Regions from separate parts of the Homo sapiens genome. Here region 2 is linked to region 1. A link is a loop called in an ENCODE intact Hi-C map of the cell type or tissue named here. Cell type or tissue: GM12878. All regions are shown on one strand. Links, peaks and the distances in the headings refer to the core of each region. The heading gives the core; the rest is flanking DNA. Region 1 overlaps CDK14 (cyclin dependent kinase 14). Region 2 overlaps CDK14 (cyclin dependent kinase 14).

Region 1 (10,470 bases), core at 1,595-9,594:
TTTTCTTTTTCTGCTCATCTGTTGAGCACTTAGGTTGATTCTGTATTTTTCCATATATTGCATATTGCATAGTCCTACAATTAATGTGGGAGTGCAGGTATCTTTTTTATATGATTTATTTTCCTTTGGGTAGCTACCTACTAGTAGAATTACTGGATCGAATGGTAGATGTACTTTTAGTTCCTTAAGAAATCTCTATACTGTATTCCATAGAGATTTTACAAATTTGCATTCCCACTAACAGTGTATAAGTGTTCCCTTTTCACCCCATTCACGCCAACACCTATTTTTTGACTTTTTTAAAATGGCCATTTTCACTGGGATAAAGTAGTATATATCATTGGGTTTTAATTTGCATTTCCCTGATGATTACTTATGTTGAGCATTTTTTCATATGTTTGTTGGTCATTTGCATATCTTCTTTTGAGAAATGTCTATTCATGTTGTTTGTCCACTTTTAATGGGATTATTTGTTTTTGTTTTTGTTTTTGTTTTTTGCTGGCTGTCTTGTTGGAGTTTCTTACAGATTCTGGATATTAGTCCTTTGTTGGATGTATAGTTTATGACTATTTTCTCCCATTCCGTAGGTTGTCTCTTTAATTCTATTGATTATTAATATTATTATTGTTGCTATGCAGAAGATTTTTAGTTTAATTAAGTCTCATTTATTTATTTTTATTTTTGTCACATTTGCTTTTAGGGTCTTAGTCATAAATTCTTTGCCTAGGCCAATGTCCAGAAGAGTTTTTCCTAAGCTTTCTTAGAGAATTTTTATGGTTTCTGGTCTTACATTTACATTCAAGTCTTTAATTCATCTTGAATTGACTTTTGTATATGGTGATAGATAGGGGTCCAGTTTTGTTCCTCTGAATATGGCTCTAAATTTTCCACTTTTATACTTTTGGTTACTATGACCTTGTTGTATAATTTGAAGTCAGATAATGTGGTGCCTCCAGCTTTGGTCCTTTTTCTCTTAGGATTGGTTTGACTATTTCCGTCTTTTTTGGTTTCATATGAATTGTAGGATTATTTTTTCTAATTCTATGAAAAATGATATTGATCATTTGATAGGAATTGCATTGACTCTATGGATTGCTTTGGGCAGTGTGGTCATTTTCACAATATTGATGCTTTCAGTCCATGAGCATGGAATGGTTTTCATTTGTTTGTATCATTTCTGTTTTTTTTTTTAATCGGTGTTTTATAGTTCTCCCTGTAGAAAATTTTCATCTCCTTGGTTAAGTGTGTTCCTGAATGGGCTTCCTTCTCTCTCCTCTCCTCTCCTCTCCTCTCCTCTCCTCTCCTCCGCTCCCCACTCTCCTCTCCCCTCTCCCCTTCCCCTTCTGTTTCCTGCAGCTATTATAAATGGGAGTGAGTTCTTGATTTGATTTTCAGCTTGGTCATTATTGGTGTGTAGCAGTGCTACTGATTTGTGTACATTGATTTTTGTAACCTGAGACTTTGATTTTGTAACTGAATTCATTTATCAAATCTAGGAATCTTTTCAAAAAGTCTTTAGAGTTTTCAAGGTACAAGACCATATCATTGACAAAAAAACATAGTTTGACTTCCTCTTTTCTAATTTGAATGCCCTTTATTTCTTTCTCTTGCCTGATTGCTCTGGCTAGGATTTCCAGGGCAGTCTGTTCTTAACCAGAAGTAGGCTTGTAGGGCCTTGTGGCCCCAGAGAGTATGATGAGGATCACCCTTTATCAGGACCTATATTTTTCCATACTTGTATCCTAGCTTTTCCTAGGCAAAAATAAGCTCTCAATAACTTTTGAAAATAAATGGATACATATGTAATAGTATACACATATTAAAATTTTAATTGTATATATCTAAATGCTATATATACAGTTGCAAAAACTATAACAAAATATTGCAAATGTAGTACATTTTTATAGAACTATTTTGACCCAAATTTTTAAATAGATTTCCTAACGTTAAACTTACCAGAGGTTTAGTTGTAACTCACACATTCCTGCATACCTCATTCAAAGCCCTAAAAATAGCAGCGTCTTTTTTTAGAACAGGTAAATGTATGCATTTTCTTTCAGTATACAGGCTCTGACCTACATATTCCCAATATAGGACCAGTCCTTAGAGAGCAATAGTTACTGTGGGCATAGCACCCAGAGGCTCCATCCTGCTCTCCCTCCCAACCACTGCAGACACAAAAACACAGAGGAGGTGGCACCTCCTTTCAGTATTCTCCACCTCTTCCAAGAGCCCCATATTCTGCCTCTCAAATGCCCCATCCTAAGTGCAAGTAGGTGCCCCTGTGAAAGAGGAGGTAAGACTGTGAAGAAGAGAAAGAAAATGCAAGCCTGTCACCTGGTAGAGGCACCCTGCGGCTGCCTCCTGACCCCACCTTGCTGTTGATCCCCACTGACCAGTGCTAAAAATGCAGAGGAAACTATTCACTTTTTGACCATCCCTCACTCCTTCCACTAGAGTTCTTGTCACTTCTTCTAAGTCACCGTTCCCTTTCAGTTCTTGGCCTCAGAGTCTCCCTCCCAGTATCTCCCTGGGCCTAGAAGCCTCAGGCCAGCCTGTTCCCTCCCTTGGCTGGAGTTGCTGCCTCTGGCTAAGGCTAGGTGAGACTTCAGGAAAAGAAAACAGGAGCCTTGTCCTGCTGCCTGGTCTGCTTCTATAGGAGTGCTGTGATTTCCCTGGTGGGTGCATTTTCATCAGGAAGGCTGTTGTACCAGAATGGTTTGGCTCTGTCGTCCTTTTTGGTTTATTATGAATTAAGCAGCCTTCTGTGCATCAGCCAGTGGACTAACCACCATGTAGAGAATTGTTTCTTCGGGGAAATATATTGTGAGTCTCAAACAGCTCTGAATCTGTTGGAACACAACTCCATTTTAGGTGCCAATATTTTGTTTTTGCACTGTGGAATTTTATAGTGGTAAAGGGACAATAAGATGATTGCTGCTAGGCTTTACTTGCTATTTTTGCATGATGTGATTTTCCTTTCTGTATCATGAGCAGAAACCCATAAACAATGCAAATGCTCATCAGTAGGCAAGCAGATGAATAATATTCCCTTTCGATAATCGTCATACAGGAGTTTGGACGAATCTTAGCAATGTAATGTTAAGTGAAAAAAAAATCCCAAAATATTAGATACAGCATTATATCTTGTATGTAAAATTTAAAATAATTAATATTATTTTATAATTGTTATAAGGACAACAAAGTTACCTAAAAAAGAAATGTAGAGAATAATGAACATGATTCAGGATGGAGCTTACTTCACTTGGGGGAGGTCAGGAGATTGCATGGGGCCTTAGCCAAACGATTAGATGTGGATTGTTGTTAAATGACGTAGTGAGTTCATGGGTCCTTATTAAGTTAATTAAAATAAAATTCCCTGCATCAGGTTCAAAGCAAGAAAAAAATAACAAACATGTTCTTTTCTCCTTAGTTAAGGATAAACACTGTTACATTTTCCAGGATGAAATAAGAATAAATCACAAACTTGGTTTTCATAGGAAATATCCATATGGGAATGTCGCTCCTTGACTTTGAAACCAAACAAAGTATGTCCAGTAGGTCAGCAGAAGCACAGCAGCACCTGCTGGGAGAAAAGGAGTCATTTAGCTAGTGAGGTCACCCAGTTGAGCACTCACCTTCCGTCTGTCAGTCTTTGCCGGCCTTGCATACATAAGCCTCTCTTTGTGAGTCAATCGAGATGAATTAACAGTCCTATTAGTAGTCTTTTACCAGACAGCAGGGGGAAGGGCACCTCATAAAGGGTCATACATCCAGGTTGCATCCTGGTTCTGTTCTTCTCTTCCAGGGCACCTAGGCAGGGTCCCCTCTTAGCTTTCATTATTATGTCCTATTTCGTTGGGTTGATGCACACTCATAAAATAATAGGTGTAAAATTGCAAATAGTAAACCAGCTTATGAGAAGTTGTTATTCCTGTAACTAGACATATTTCCCCAGATTTTTCTGTTTACTTCATATACCTTATATGTATAAACTATCCTTGTTGAGTATCATTTACAAATAATATCTTGTAAATGGTAATTTTACTCTGTAGTAGGTTAAATAATGGATACCCAAAGATAGTAAGTCCTTACACCTGGAACCTATAATCCAACCTTATTTGGAAAAATGGGTCTTTGCAGGTGGGATTAAGTTGAGGGTCGTGAAATGGGGTAATTATCGTTGAGTATCCAGGTAAGCCATAAGTTCAGTCATTGATGTTCTTATAAAAGAGAGGCAGAAGGAGATTTGACACAGAAGAGAAAGCAGTGTGAAGAGGGAGGCAGAAATTGGAGTGATGCATCCACAAGCCAAGTAATGCCAGCACCCACCAGAAGCTGGAGGAGGCAAGAAACTGCTTCTCCCCTAAACCCCCCAGAGGGGACAAGGCCCTACTAACATCTTAGTTTCAGCCCATTGAAAACAAGTTTGGCTTCAGGCTCCAGAACTGTGAGAGAGCACATTTCTCGTTTTAAGCCACCAAGTTTGTGTTGTTACAGCAGTCACGGGAAATCAATACATTCATATTAACATATTTTTGAAGATAATATAATTTTCTAAAACACAATTGAGGATGTCAAGCTTTTGAAGTGTTCTGAATCAATTCAATAACTTTGTCGTATTTAATTTTGATGTAACTGAAATGAATATTTAAATTAAAATTTTAAAGCACTACATTTTTCAGGGTAAAGGTTGACAATCAGCACACATTACAGAACAACAAGATGGTGAGCAATTTGGGCATGCCTATGTATCATTTTGACATACGCGTGAGGATTTTCATTGGCCTCAAGTTTGCAGCTGAAGTAAAAGCATCGTGGATGAATTGAGCATTTTTATTATTATGTCCTGCCAGCTTCCAGAAATGATTCAAAACCTCTTGGAGCTACCTAATCTATAAGGCTGTTAAAGGTAGAAGAGCAGGTGCCTAGAGGTGAGCTGTGACTTGCAGAGTGCCAAGCCAGTTTTCCATGCAGTCTTTATCATCAGTGGTAGCTCCTGACACCACAGAACTTGAAATTGCCCTCAACCCTTCCTTTACAAATGCTATTTTAAAGAATAATCTTACATAGGCACTCCAGATGAAGGTGGACCTGTGACCATAACTTCCTCTCCTCTATTCGTGCTTTTTAGGTCGAAAAGTCCAATTAGAATGCATCTTTTAAAGCAGTACTTCTCAAACTTCAGTATGCTTGTAAACCACCTGGGGTTCTTCATGAGCTGTAGATTCTGATTCAGCAGGGAGTGGGACCTGAGCTTCTGCAGGTGGTGGTGATGCTGCTAGTTCATGGACCACACTTTGAGCAGCAGGGCTGTAGCATCTAGTGCTCCTGCTTACAGGTTTCTCCCTGTTTTTCCCTATTTTGAGGCACAGTTTCAGGCAGTCAGGCTGGTTCTGCTGCATTTGCTTGGCAACATCACCTCCCTCCAGCCTCTGCAGCTTCCACCCTTGGGCTGCTGCACGTGCACGTACATTTCCACTGCTGTGGCTCCCACAGTGCACAGTTGGGGACTGAGTCTGAAGCTGTGTCACAATAACATCACTCAGTCTGAAAAGAGAGAAAAGTTGTTGAGATGAGAGTGAAATCCATAAGGGAATCAGGGTTTAGAGAGACAGGGAATATAAAAACAGTAGGAGAACAGGGAGAGGGAAAAGCATGAAAATTTAGTTGGGGAAAAACATTTGAAATGTGCTACTTTCACTGCAGAATTTTCCAGGCACTAAGAGCATTTTCTGGAGTAATTTTAGATTTATTTATTTGTTATCCTCGACTTTCTTTAGCAGCCACCTGCTTGTTGTGTTCATTCATCCACCAATCTTTTGTGACCTTCTGTATACAGGCTGAAAACTTTTTTTAAAAAAATCTCTGAACTGTATAACTAAGTGCTGCAGCCTCTGAGAGACTGTCTAGTTAAATTGGGCCAGACAGTGGTCCCAACCGGGCTGATGTTAGAATCACTGAGGAGGTTTAGAAAATTCTGCATATCTTGCTGCACCTTGGACCAGTTAAATAGGAATTTAGGGGATAGGTCACAGTCATTCGCACTTTTTTCTTTTTCTTTTTTTTTAATCAGTATTTTAAAATATTCCTTAGATGATTCCTGTGTCCAGCCAAGCACCACTAAATGAGACAGTAACCTTCTAGCAGGTGAATTGAACTCATTTTTTAAAAACCCCTAAGAGCTGTTTTTCTGTGTGTGTGTTGCTTCCTATATAAACCTTTGCAATGTTGAAAACTCTACATAATATTTTGGAAACACCCTCTCCTTCAATCCATCACCTGCAGCCAAGCAGCTGATTAAATATTGAAGCTGCTTTCTGAAGCCCTGGCAGCTTTTCATTTTCTCAGTCCAGTGGCTCCCCCTGCTGTCTTTACCAGGTAGAGTTCACTTCTCTACAGAACCTCACTACAGATTCTGCTGCTCCGCAAAACACAACCCAGAATCATAGTATTTTAAGGAAGATTTTCTAATCCCACATCAAGCCTGTATGTTACTGCCAAAAATGAACATTCAGAATACTCTAATCTCTTACCTAGTGGTAGTTTAGGTAAGGCCTAGGGAATGATGGAAGAAAGGAACTATATATATGTAAATAGATAAACTCACACCTGTGTACACACACACACACATACACATACACACACACACACACACACACACACACACACATTGATAGCTTATCTGGCTACCAGAAAAATATTCTGTTAGCCATGTGATTGTGCTGGTTCCCTGCAAAATAATTAGCATTGACACTGTAGAAAGTGGGGAAGGAAAGCTTTCATGACTAACTTCTCTGCCCTCCTTCATCTAATTATACCCTTCCTTATCAACCCACTTCTCCCTGTCTACCCTCTAAGCTGTAATTGCAGCCACATAAAAACAAAAGTAAATATATGGGCATCTGTGTGACCTCATCTTGTCACCCAGACTCTGTTGTATATTACCTCAGGATTAAACTAGTGCACTGTGTCTATGGAGGCAGAATTTGATCCTTATTTTGTCTGAATGCAAAATGCAACCTTAATTCTGCCTAAACCTCATAAAGGTGCTGATTCCATTTTACACAGCTTTTATCGTTAGAATGCCCTTCTTTGCTGTATATCAATATCTTTACCCCATTGGTCCTTGTTGTCATGTGGCTCCGCATAAGTCAGTCTCCCATTCACAATGTAGCACTTAATCTATTCAAAGCGATATCCCAAAACATTTTTTTCTCAACAGCATTTCCAGTCAGCCCAATGGGACATGGGGCACACCCCTCCCCCCACCCCCAACCTTTCTGAATACACTCCACAGAGGACCGTTTATTTTTGTCCCTTGTCACATGTAGCATCTGGTACTGGCACAGCAATCCAGATGTGTTCTGACTAGTATATCATATGATTAAATGATTACATCTGTATGAATTGTTTATTGCTGCATAACATTAACAAAAATGTAGTGACTAAGGCACATTTATCATCTCTCAGTTTCTGTGGGTTGGGATTCCTGGCATGACTTAGCTAGGCCCTCTGCTTCATGGTCTTTTTTTTTTTTTTTTTTTTTGAGACGGAGTCTCGCTCTGTCGCCCAGGCCGGACTGCGGACTGCAGTGGCGCAATCTCGGCTCACTGCAAGCTCTGCTTCCCGGGTTCACGCCATTCTCCTGCCTCAGCCTCCCGAGTAGCTGGGACTACAGGCGCCTGCCACCGCACCCGGCTAATTTTTTGTATTTTTAGTAGAGACGGGGTTTCACCTTGTTAGCCAGGATGGTCTCGATCTCCTGACCTCGTGATCCACCCGCCTCGGCCTCCCAAAGTGCTGGGATTATAGGCGTGAGCCACTGCGCCCAGCTGCTTCATGGTCTTAAAAGGCTGTAATCAAGGTATCAGCTGGGGCAGCAGTCTGACATGAGGGTCGGCTGGAGCTCATGTGGTTCTTGGCAACACTCAGTTTCTTGCAGGCTGTGGAACTAAGGACTCAGGTTCTTGCTGGCTGTTGGCTGAAGCCACCCCCAGTTCCTTGCCTTCAGGCCTTCCCAACGTGGCTGCTTGCTTCCTCAAAGCCAGCAAGGGAGCAAGTCCACTAGCACAATGGCTGTTATCATTGTACACAATATACAGTTGACCTGTGAACAACACAACTTTGGAATTCACAAGTCCACTTAGATGTGGATTTTTTTTCAATTAAAGTTATACCAAATGTGCCTGTCTCTCCTGCCTCCCCTTCTGTCACCTCCATGTCTTCCACATCTGCCCCCCTTGAGATAGCAGGACCAAGCCCTCTTCCTCCTCCTCAGCCTACTCAACATGAAGATAAAGATGAAGACCTTTATGTTTCACTTCCACTTAATAATTAGTAACTACATTTTTCTTCCTCTTGATTTTCCTAATATTCTTTTTTTCTAGCTTACTTTATTGTAAGGATATAGTATATAATAAATATAACATATATATAGTTGGTAAGACTTCTGTTCAACAGTAGGCTATTAGTAGTTAAGTTTTGGGAGAGCCAAGAGTTTTATGGGAATTTTTGACTGTGCATGGGGTTGGTGCCCCAACCCCTGCATTGTTCAAGGGCCAGTTGTAATCTCAGAAGTGATATCTCATCACTTTTGCCATATTCTGTTGGTTAGAAGTTCCTGCTCCCACCCACACTGAAGGCGAAGGTTGTGAACAGCAGGAGGTGGGAATCACAGGGGTGAGCTTAGAGTCAACCCTCCTAATCTCTTTTGACTTCTAGTAGGTGATCTTATAGAAGTTTTTATTCAGCTAAAAACCACAAGTCTTTTTTTATGCAGCTTGCTGCATGCCACCTGTTCCCATCTTGAACGATCAATTAATAGAATCTAAGTACTGGACTTTATGTTTATAGCTATCACATTTTCCTGGTGTTAGGTTCAGCCAGTTGTTCATGCCTTATTAAATATTTTTGAATCCTGGTTCAGCCATCAGAATACTACACATCCCTTCTATTTCACGTCATCTGAAAAATGTAAGACATCCCTTCTGTCTTCCTTCAAGTAACTGATAAAAATCCTGAAGAGGATGATACCTAACATTATACAGAATATACATGTACACCTGCATCACATGTCTTATAGACATACACGTATGTATGTGCATGTGTATGTGTGCGCGCGCATGTGTGTGTTGAATGTGAGGGAGAGAGAGCATGAAAAAAACCTCATTCTGATACTCAAAACCTCCTTCTAGGGTGTGGTCAGGTGGATATGAATTGTTTAACAACATCTGAGCCACATTTCTCAGCCAGCTTCTCCTAGAAGCAGATAGTATAGCTCTTCAAAGCATGGTCTCTCTAGTCACACCAACCTGATACAGGATTCCAGCTGCCCCACTTTCTAGCTGTGCAACCTTGAACAACCAGTTTGTCAGTAAACTGGTTATAAACCTGATATTGCACACATGATATCAATAAAGGATAGCTTATTTTCTTGATGCCTGGCTAAAATCGACATATGCTGGAAGAGCAAAGGTTACTGCCCAGACGCTCTTCTCTGAATTCAGGATGTTGACAAGTTTTGTTTGACCCATCTTATTTAGTTTTTGTTTTAAATTTGAATTAAGTAATTTTTTGTAGAAATTTGAATTAGGTCATAGGATTAAGGTACTTTCACAGGAAATCCAGGTATTCTCCAGTTCCCTTAGTGAAATGAAAGCTACAGCAATACTGGGGTCCTGCACTGTGCATGGCAGCCTCTGGCAGAAGCTGAGCAGTCGCTGCTCTCTGTGGACAGGGCCTTGTCACATTCAGTCCTGCCTTCTTTCTCCCCAGCCCTCTCCCTCAGTCACCTGCCTGACTGCTTCTAGAAGAATTTTAATTTGCATTACCATTCTGCTCCAGGAAGGTAGAGTAAGGTAGGAGGAAAAGCAGAAATCTTGAAACTGAAGACGACTCTCTTCTACTTTTTAAAAAGGTTAGTTTAACATGACTTTTTATTTAATGAAGTCATGATAATTTGTCATTTACAAGGATCCTTCAGGTCTATATAGTTAATTAAACAAATATGTAAGGAGTGCCTACTTTATGTACTTTGATAAAAGGAATATAAAGTAAACAAAAATTTTAAAAAAGACATGACCTCTTTACTTATTAACACTTAGAGTCCAATGAAAGAAATAGACGTTTATCAAATTTTCACAGAAATAAATGTAAAGTTTCAACTGTGACAATTTTTACTAAGAAGCCTACAGTGCTATAATGGTATATTATGGTGATTGTGCCCCAATATGCAGGGGCTTGTCCTGAGAAAAGGATGTTTCAACTCAGAGATGAAAAATGAATCAGGAACTAATCAGGTGGAATGGGCACAGATGTCCAGGCTTTGGAAATACACGTGTAAAGGCCTTGTATCCACACCTAAATCTCATCTTGAATTGTAACTCCCACAATTCCCACGTGTCATGGGAGGAACCCAGTGGGAGGTGATGGAATTATGGGGGTGGGTAATATTTCTCGTAATAGTGA
Region 2 (10,470 bases), core at 1,488-9,487, 100 kb before region 1:
CACGTAGTTCTAATGCCATGGTTTTCAGCTCCATCAGCTCATTTAAGGACTTCTCTACACTGGTTATTCTAGTTAGCCATTCGTCTAATCTTTTTTTCAAGGTTTTTAGCTTCTTTGCGATGGGTTTAAACATCCTCCTTTAGCTCGGAGAAGTTTGTTATTACCGAACGTCTGAAGCCTTCTTCTTTCAACTCATCAAAGTCATTCTCCGTCCAGCTTTGTTCCATTGCTGGCGATGAACTGCGTTCCTTTGGAGGAGAAGAGGTGCTCTGATTTTTAGAATTTTCAGCTTTTCTGCCCTGGTTTCTCCCCATCTGTGTGGTTTTATCTACCTTTGGTCTTTGATGATGGTGACGTACAGATGGGGTTTTGGTGTGGATGTCCTTTCTGTTTGTTAGTTTTCCTTCTAACAGTCAGGACCCTCAGCTGCAGGTCTGTTGGAGTTTGCTGGAGGTCCACTCCAGACCCTGTTTGCCTGGGTATCACCAGCGGAGGCTGCAGAACAGCAAATATTGCAGAACGGCAGATGTTACTCCCTGATCTTTCCTCTGGAAGCTTCATCTCAGAGGGGTACCTGGCTGTATGAGGTGTCAGTTGGACCCTACTGGGAGGTGTCTCCCAGTTAGGCTACTCGGGGGTCAGGGACCCACTTGAGGAGGCAGTCTGTCCGTTCTCAGATCTCCAGCTGCATGCTGGGAGAACCACTACTCTCTTCAAAGCTGTCAGACAGGGACGTTTAAGTCTGCAGAAGTTTCTGCTGGCTTTTGTTCACCTATGTGCTGCCCCCAGAGGTGGAGTGTACAGAGGCAGGCAGGCTTCCTTGAGCTGCAGTGAGTTCCACCCAGTTTGAGCTTCCTGGCTGCTTTGTTTACCTACTCAAGCCTCAGCAATGGCGACGCCCCTCCCTCAGCCTGGCTGCTGTCTTGCAGTTAGATCTCAGACTGCTGTGCCAGCAGTGAGCAAGGCTCTGTGGGCATGGGACCCTCTGAGCCAGGCGCAGGATGTAATCTCCTGGTGTGCCGTTTGCTAATTCCATTGGAACAGCACTGTATTAGGGTGGGAGTGTCTCGATTTTCCATTTTCTCGATTTTCTGTCACGGCTTCTCTTTGCTAGGAAAGGGAATTCCCCGACCCCTTGCACTTCCTGGGTGAGGCGATGCCCCACCCTGCTCCGTGGGCTGCACCCAGTGTCTGACAAGCCCCAATGAGATGAACGTGGTACCTCAGTTGGAAATGCAGAAATCACCCATCTTCTGCATTGCTCATGCTGGGAGCTGCAGACTGGAGCTGTTCCTATTCGGCCATCTTGGAACCTCTGGAACCTGTTTTAAATGGACTGATTTTTAAATCATTGTCTTGCATATTTCATGGTGATGGTTATTTGACTATTTTAAAGTATAATTACTGGGCAAGGGACGATTTTAAAAATAGTTCTTTACATATCAATGTTAACAACTTTTTGTTGTTTGTAGCTCAGATTTTAAAGTATCTCTATCACAGTGCTATTCAGTTTAGCTTTCCTGGCAAAAGAAGTGAGAATAATTTAATAAAAGGGAATCATTCTTGTAGTAAACAGTTTTTATGATAGATTTATATTATTCATGCCATGCTTTGAGAATAAAATTATACTTCATGTTAATTCCTTTAAGAGACAGAACATTTTGTTTGCTAAGCAGGAATCCATTGGTGTACTTTTATTCCTCATAAACAGCTTAGTGTTTCTGCCAAATGTTTTCATTCACAGAGACCTGTGAGATAAGAAATTTTGTGGATCACAAGAAAATTTAGTCCTGAAGAAATGCATAATTACACCTTAGTGTATACTTTAAAGAAGAGTAAGCTATCATCTAGAGTGAACACTACTACTGCTGTCCAATTTCAATGTTTGTTGTCTCTTAAGGGTAGTTCTTGCTGCAAATATTACTTTTTATATTAGCATGAAACACAGAAATCTACATGTAAAATGGCATATTGATTTCTTGAAGTCTTTAGAGATTTGATGCTCTGTTCAACAGTAAAATTAGTTTATAAGAAAACAGTGTACAGACCATTATATTAATAGCTTGTTTTTTAGGACATTTTGGTAGTGTTTTTTTTTTCTTAATTAGATTGTTACCAAAGTTCATTTGACCAGTCTTTAAATCTCAAGAGTAAACATATATAAGTGGAAATATGCATAAATGAAGGAGTATTCTTGTAATTGTCAGTAAAAAAAAATGCATAGATTGCCAAAATGTATGATTTGAAATAATGGTAGATTGTGGATTCCTTAGCAGATTGATAAATCAAGTGCTTTGTCACATGTATCCTTCATTACAGTAAAAATATCAGTTCCCTACATTTTGTCAGCCTTGGCTATAGATAGCAAAGGGAGTCACTTCTTAAATTTTGAAAGATGCCTGTGTATTTGACCTTCTATGTGAATGACATGTCTGTGGTCTGCCTTGGATATGGGTGATATGGGCATCTGTACTGTGCAGTGTTATAGCACAGGCTAAGCTTTTTTTTTTTTTTTTTTTTTTTTGGTCAAGCTCAAGGTGTAGACTTCAGTGTCTGAGGGCATTCTTATTTTTGAACACTGAATTCAACATTTGTAAGCATTCTGGTTTTTGAATCATAGAAATGTTTGATCTGCAGCACTTGACATTAGATTGCTTTTAGGAAGCAAAATGGACTCAAACTTCAGTCATTTCTAATAATAGTAAGAGCCTATTACAGTTTATGAAGTGCTTCATAGCTCTTACTTTGTTTTATCCTTATAATCCTGTGGAGTAGAGAGTGCAGGTCTCATTACCCCCTCTTTAATGTGAGAGCATTGATTTGTGCTTGTAATATTAGCTTTATTTAGGCATTAGAATGACCAATATTTTAACATGGGCATTTCTGTTGAGTCTTCAGACTTGAAGGTAATTCATTTGAAATAATCTTATAAGATCATATCATATGACTTCTTGTACATCTTTTAAATAACAACATGAAGAGCTTTCAAGTAGTTCTGATTTTTATTATGATCAGTGATTTTTTAAATAGGTATATTACAGATAAGTAAGTTTTGCTATCTAGCACTGTATCAAAGAATAGCTATAAATGAGCTCCTTGATCTCCCTCAATAATAAAATTTAGACTAGTAACTGGAATTAGTGCTATTAAAATTCAGACATAGTATCACTTTACTTTGAAATGCACCTAAGTTGAGAAATTTTGATGCAAATTTGAAATTGCCTTTGAATCACTGAGTGCCAGATTAAACATAGCACTTTTACCCACCAGTTCTAAAGGGCTATCTGTAAATTGAAAGCACAAATGTTGAAGGCAGTAAAACATTCTAGAATGTGCAAGTTGGCCCTTTCATTGCCAAAGAAGTAAAGTTTCTGGAAAGCAGGAAGACATTAAAAAACAAAAACAGAACTCAACACCTTTTAAAGTGATGGATGTGATGTCAAACAAGGTGCTCATTGGACTCTACTCCATTTCCTTTCCTCTGCAAGCTGCTCTGTCCTTCTGCCTCCAGCCTCCTGACAGTCCCTGTCATTGCTGGTGAGAGGTGATGTGTATGGCTGATGTGATGGGGGAAGGAAGGGATAAGAGAGGAAAACTACTGTTTTGTCTTCTTCATAGCTGTAAATTATTTTCTTGAGAAACGCAATTGCAGAATTTGTTCATAAAAATACCATGCTTGGTTGGTTTAGAGAAATAAAAGATCAGGAGGGACTAGAGAAATATTTCAAATGAAACTTTCATCTTTGGATTTTGTGTGTGTGTGTGTGTGTGTTTTGGTGAGAAGTTTTATTGTTTTGGGTCTTAGAGGTCCCCCCACAACAAAGTTTATTCTAAAACAAGTTTTTACTGCTTTGACTTATCTTAGATTGAAGCTAGTCTGTTGATTCAAACACATGAATACGTTTTTTTTTCTTACAAAATATGTTGAGCATTATATATTTTTGTTGACAATTTACAAGACGGAAAAATTAGGGAAGCAACAAAACTTTTCACAAAATATAGTTTGTTGGATAACAGCAAATTTGGATATTTTTAGGAAGAGTTGGATAATTTCCCTCAATTCGTGGGATGGCTGTTGTCCACTTTTGCACATGTTCTGCCTCCTGTCTGAGGCATTCACAGCTGGCTTTGGATTTCTGTGTCTCCTAAAGCTTCTGTGAATCTGAAAAGTCATTTCTGAAACTGTGGTCTGCGGCTGGGAGCAGTGGCTCATGCCTGTAATCCTAGCACTTTGGGAGGCTGACACGGGCAGATTGCTTGAGCCCAGAAGTTGGAGACCAGCCTGGCCAGCATAGTGAGACTATGTCCCTATTTCATAAAAACAAAGAAAAGAAAAATAAAATTATGGTCCAATTAACAAAATAATTGTTAAAATTAGGAAAAATGTCCTTGATCAAATCTGTTTGGGGTGAGCTGCATATGTGCATCTCTCCCATCTCCCCCCAGCCAGTAGAATCTCAATGTTCATTAGCTAATGATTAAAAGCTCTTGGTCTTCTGCTGTTAAAATTAAATCTGCCATTACATCTCCCAGATTTACTAGATTAAGAACAAATTTTGGACTCTGTGGAACATAAGTTGGGGAAATGTTGGTATATTAGCTGTCTGTTGCTGTGTAAAAAATTACCGCAAAATAAGCTGCTTAAAATAGCACTGGTTTATTGTCTCAGTTTCTGTGTGGTAAGAGTCTGAGTATGGCCTAGCTGGGTGCCTCTGCCTCCAGGTGTCCCTTCAGTCTGCACAGTCAGCTAGGCCTTCTCTTGTTTCATCTGAATGCTCCACTGGGAAAGGATCTACTTCTGAGCTCACATGGCTGTTGGCAACATTCTGTTTTTTGAGTCTCTTGGACTGCGAGCCTCTCACAGACACTCAAAGGAAGAATATTCCACAACAAAGTGAATATGAATAGGCAAGGGAGTCATGGGAACCACCTTAGCGTTTGCCAACCATTGTTGGTATCAAAAGTACTGTCCAATTATGTCGTGGTGATTAAACTATGTGATATGGTTTTCCATAAGGAATAACAGTTGGCTGGGCATGATGGCTCATGTCTGTAATCCCAGCACTTTGGGCGACTAAGGCAGGCAGATCCCTTGAGCTCAAGAGTTCAAGACCAGCCTGGGAAACATGGTGAAACCCCAACTCTACAAAAAATTAGCCAGGATTGCCTGAGCCCAGGAGGTCGAGACTGCAGTGAGCCATGATCTTGCCACTGCATGCCAGCCCAGGTGACAGAGTGAAACCCTGTCTCAAAAAAAAAAAAAAAAAATTGTTAGCATGTAGTGCATGTCAGCAGCTACCTTAGGGTGTAAAGATTTATAAACGGTATTGATAATGATGATGATTAATGATAGTACAGGTGATGATAAGGAAGCCTTATTGGTTGTTGCTCATGTGAAACACTAGGGTAAGCACTTTGCCTGTAGTATCTTTTCAAATCTTCACATAGTCTCCTTTTCTATATAACAGTTCGAGAAGTTATGTAAACAGAGGGCTGTAGATTGTTTTCAAACAGCTCACTGAGAAAATAGACAATTTATATCACTAACTATATTGTATGACAAGTAACTTCTTTATATAGAATGGCAGACCAGAAAAGGACACTGCACTTTTTGCTTGGGAGATTTAGAGAGAAAGACCTAAAGAATTATTTTCAAGGTCCAAATAGGATTTCATGAAGTTTTAAGACAAGGACAGAGACAGGGCTCAGTATAAGTAAAGGTAGGTAAGGTTTATGTTATGGTAATATTTCATAATCCTCCACTAGTAACATTCCAGAAGACAGAGCTTTTGCTGTGTAGCCATGAGCAGAAATGTTGATGTTCATGTGGACAGCAAAGCTGGAGAGTAGATTGTCAACAAGGTGGTAGCAACAGTAACAGATGGCAATTATTTGATTATATTTTTTATTATTTATTTATTCCCAGCCTCTTTCCAAAATGGCTCTGAAGCAGCTGCTGATCTGACGCTCCACTCGCTTTATTCTTATTTAGCCTGCAGGCTGTGCTAGGCAGACTTGTTTCCATCCAGCACATGCTCTCACTCCAGTTGCAGTCTCCAAGCTCCAACCTTCATCATGTGCCCCTGGAAAGGCGGTCAGTGCCCAGGAGGCCTTGGGGCGTGAGAGCAGTGGCACAAGAGGGTTTCAGCATGTGTTTCTCTGGCCTCCTATCAGCTGGAACCTGCTGCCAGTCAGGCGGGACTTAGGCCAGGACCAGTCCCTGCCCAGATATGCCCCTGGGACTATGGCAGAGCCCTGAGCCAGGTGCCAGCAATGTACAGTTTGCCATGTACAGGGCCAGTTGGCAGATCAAAGGAGGCCAGCCTGAGTGAATAAGTCCTGGTCCCATTTACCAGTCCTCTGGGATAGAAGGAGAGTGATAGCCAAGGCTCACAGCAACAACTGGGGATGAAAATCTAGGAACCTGTGTCTTTTCTGGAAGTCCTTCCCTTGAGCAGAGATGGCAGCAAAAAGGCAGGCTCCTTTTGCAGTGAACTTTAGTTTTAAAAGCATGGTATCAAGGAATTGGAAGTCCAGTATTTCTTCTAACTTTGTCACCAGTTAGTTTTTTTATTTTGGACAAGTCACTTAAATGGACAGTTGTGTTTTCTGTAAATTAAAAAACTAAGAATGAATTCAGTGATCTATTTTAGCTTTAAGTTATGGTTTTAATGTTTTTAAATGTTCCTTAAAAACTATTATTTTAGGTAAGTTATTCCATTCCCTACCAGATACAGATGTAGATGTATAGATACATACACCAAATTTGTGGTTGTTTCTTTAAAAATACTTTTGCTAACTTCAAACTAAACTGCTTGGCTCATGAAAAATTGAAGAAATTCAACAAATATAGAATTATTCGGACTGCCAGCCTTATATGGAATGGAGATTTTATTGTCTTCATGTATTGTCTTGTTTATTTTGTAATGCTATCACAGGATAGTACAGACTAGGTAATTTATAAGGAATAGAAATTTATTTCCTCAATCCCCTGGAAGCTGACATGTCCAAGAGCAAGAGGCCAGCCTCTGGTGAAGGCCTTCTTGCTGTGTCATCCAAGGGCAGCAGGTAGAAGGACAAGAGTGGGCAAGAAAGAGAGACAAAAGAGGCCCAAACTCACTTTTTTATATGGAACCCACTCCCAAGATAATGAACCAACTCCTGCCATAATGCCATTAATCCATTCATGAGGGCAGAGCTCTCATAACCTGATCAGATTTTAAATGTCTCTCTTCTTAATACTACTAAAATGGCAAGTAAATTTCAACATGAATTTGAGAATTGATAAACATTCAGACCATAGCAGTCATCATTCCAGTGACTGAAACTAGGTAATTAGGGAAAGGAATGGCAAATTTTAATGCTATCAGAAAGGGTTATTTTTAAAAGTAAATTCAAGGCAAATTTTTAAATATATCTTTACATTATACAAAAGGGGAATGCACAGTTATTTTCAAGATGTATTCATTGTTAAGACATTGGGAATAAGATATTAACAAAGAGAACTCTTGAAACATTTGCTTATTATCTTATGATTACAGTAGCTATAAATTCCTTAATTGCATGTATACCTATCTTTACATAATGGGCAATTATACCAATGATAACATGCATTCTGTTTTTTTTCACTAATATATCTATTAGTAAGATTTTCCATGTATTTGCTTTTACAATTATAAGTAATATATGTGCCTTGTTTTAAAATAGACGTCACAGATAGTCATAAAGAAGAACATAGGCTGGCCGTGGTGCCTCTCACCTGTAATCCCAGTGCTTTGGGAGGCTGAGGTGGGAAGATGGCTTGACTTCAGGAGTTTAGGATCAGCCTGGACAACATAGTGAGACCCTGTTTCTACAAAAATTAAAAATTAGCCACATGTGGTGACGTGCAGCTGAGTCCCAGCTACTCAGCAGGCTGAAGCAGGAGGATCAATAGAGGGAGGTTGAGGCTGCAGTGAGTCATGATTTTGCCACTGCACTCTAGCATGGGCAACAGAGCGAGACCCTGTCTTAAAAAAAAAAAGAAAAAAGAAGAAGAAGAAGAAAATAGACATTGCTATCTTCTTTCTCTAATTTGGCCATGTTAACATATTTTTCACCCTTTCCTATGTACTTACGTAACAATATATTTTTCTGTTTTAAAAAAAAGTTGCTTTATTTTTTTAACAATATATAAATTGCATTTTAAGGCCATGTGATTTTATTTGTTGAATTTTTCAACAGGCAGTTACCAGTTTATTTGTTGTCCCAAATGAAGTTCATAGAAAAGTGGAGATTTATGTGAGATACCAGAAATGCAGTAGAAAACAGACAAATGTTTTTCCATGAAATGGTCACAAATTTTATATCGAAATCTAGTAACATCATATTCTAACATGAATCAGTCCTTTGCTTCCTTTTACCTCAAAATATTCATAAAATGTACTACTAAGATTTTTAATGAAGAGAAAACTTTTGTCTAGAAAGCTAAGTGGTCTCCTATAGCTTTTTATCTCTTTTTTCCTTTGAACTCACTGTGGTTATGAGATTCTGTTAGTAGATAATGGGTTTGTTCAGCCTTGTTAAATATCATTATTTTAATTTTTGATATGTATCTAAAGCTGAATAATTCCTTAAACCTTTTGATTCTGAAACCTCAGCTTGGGTGCCCTCAGGAAGAGAATACTCTCCATCACAAAATAATTAACTGCTCCCTGATTTACCACTTACTTCCTGGTACACGAATGCATATGCACGCTGTGTCTGGCATCTAAATTAAAATATTTTAGGCCAGGAATGGTGGCTCACACCTGTGTTCCTAAAACTTTGGGAAGCTGACAAGGGAGGATAACTTGAGGCCAAGAGTTTGAGACTAACCTGGGTAATGTAGTGATACTCTATCTCTACAATTTTTTTTTTAATTAGATGGGCGTGGTGGTGCACACCTGTAGTCCTAGCTATTTGGGAGGCTGAGGCAGGAGGATCACTTAAGCCCAGGATTTCAAGGCTTCAGTGAGGTATGATCATACCACAGCACTCTAGCCTGGATGACAGAGTAAGACCTTGCCTCTTAAAAAATAAATCAAATAAATAAATAAGCAAACACATAAATAAATAATTCAAAGTATAGGACACTGTGAGTAATATTTAAGAATAAGTTCTCAAATTCTACATTGTTGTGTATTGTATGATATATATGGTAAACTGTAGAAACATTCCTGTCAGGAATCACATAGCTCAAATCATTAGCTGATTTTCGTTTTCTTCTTTTCTTTTGATATTTTTATTATCCAACTATAAAAATGAGGTGAACTTATTTTCAGATGTTTTCTTTTTATTGCATTATATTTTACATAAAATCAAATTGCCAATTACAATTTGATGAATTTGGTAAATGTAGTGTGAAAACCACCTCCACAATCAAGTTTTGTAGAACACTTTCATCATCTCAGAAAGTATCCTGGTTTCCTATAGCAGTCAAGTAAACATTGTATTTCTTGCTATTAATTGTTGTTTTTTCACACCTTAGTCAATCTGGAATAGTAGGATTTCAGATAATAAAATGCTGCATAGAAAACAAAATTTCTATCTTAGGAGATATTCTAGACCAGAGGTTGGTAAACTTTTTCTGTAAAGAGCTAGATAATAAATATTTTTGCCCATGAAGTCTCTGTTGCAACTACACAAAATCTGTTGTTTCAATGAAAAATCAGCCACAGACACCATCTCAACAAATGGATGTGGCTGGATTTGGTTCATGGAGCATAATTTGCCAACCCCTGTTCTAGACCTTTGCAGTTCAGTTGTTCTTACTAATAACCAATGAGCTGGTAATAAAGCATTTGGTTCAGTGAGATTTTCAAAGGAAAAATAGATAATGAAATAATTTGTAATATTATAATTTGGTATATACTCATCTTTAAAGTTATTATTTCTGAAAGTATCCAATATATGATACTCTAAAAACCTACAAAGCGTAGCTAGAGTAAGTTCATGTTACACAATTTTTATAGTAGTTGCAAAGAGATCATGAAAGAATAGTTTGGAATCTTTATGTGTATTGCAATTTGTATTAAAGCTCAAATTGTAGATCCTAAATCATACCACTAACTGATAAAATGTTTACAAATTGTTGACTTCTGTCACCCTGTATTTTCTTTTCATGTAATATTGCTAAATACAGATTTCTTTTTCCTGTACTAAATGGCAATCCTTTCTTAAATGAATAATCCATCTTTGTTTTGTGAGTCTTTCAAAACCATCTGAACAACTCCACTAAATCCTGTAGGTTTGAGAGCTTGTGGAATAAGAATGCCAGCCCTTGGGCTAATTTAGCACATGGACAGACTAGGCTTTTACATGGTGGAATGCTACCTTCTGAACATGTGGCCTTTCTCACAGGCATCTCTTCCCTCCTTAAAAGTCCAACTTGCTAATGTTATATTGTTTTTATTAAACTTTTGGGGGGTTAAAACTTAGTAATCTAGTTAA

The links. A loop is a pair of places that touch in the nucleus more often than their neighbours do. Peaks named below come from ENCODE experiments on the same cell type or tissue, not always from the same donor. Only the 100,000 strongest peaks of a DNase experiment are listed, where the experiment ranks them.
Region 2: it touches region 1 in a loop (2.4-fold over the local background); 2 of 110 quality-filtered maps call a loop at or near these places.

What each region holds. Positions count from the first base shown.
Region 1 is chr7:91,028,306-91,038,775 of GRCh38, forward strand. The region is part of intron 10 of CDK14 (cyclin dependent kinase 14); the gene reads left to right. Among named protein-coding and RNA genes, the nearest start is that of FZD1, 230 kb to the right of the region's middle. RefSeq lists an enhancer at 3,401-3,935. In GM12878, for the core only: a CTCF peak has its summit at 6,367 (motif pointing left); no DNase peak of the experiment used is centred there.
Region 2 is chr7:90,928,030-90,938,499 of GRCh38, forward strand. All of the region lies in intron 8 of CDK14 (cyclin dependent kinase 14), which reads left to right. Among named protein-coding and RNA genes, the nearest start is that of FZD1, 330 kb to the right of the region's middle. In GM12878, for the core only: a CTCF peak has its summit at 4,719; DNase peaks (open chromatin) are centred at 4,182 and 4,692; H3K27ac peaks cover 1,535 bases.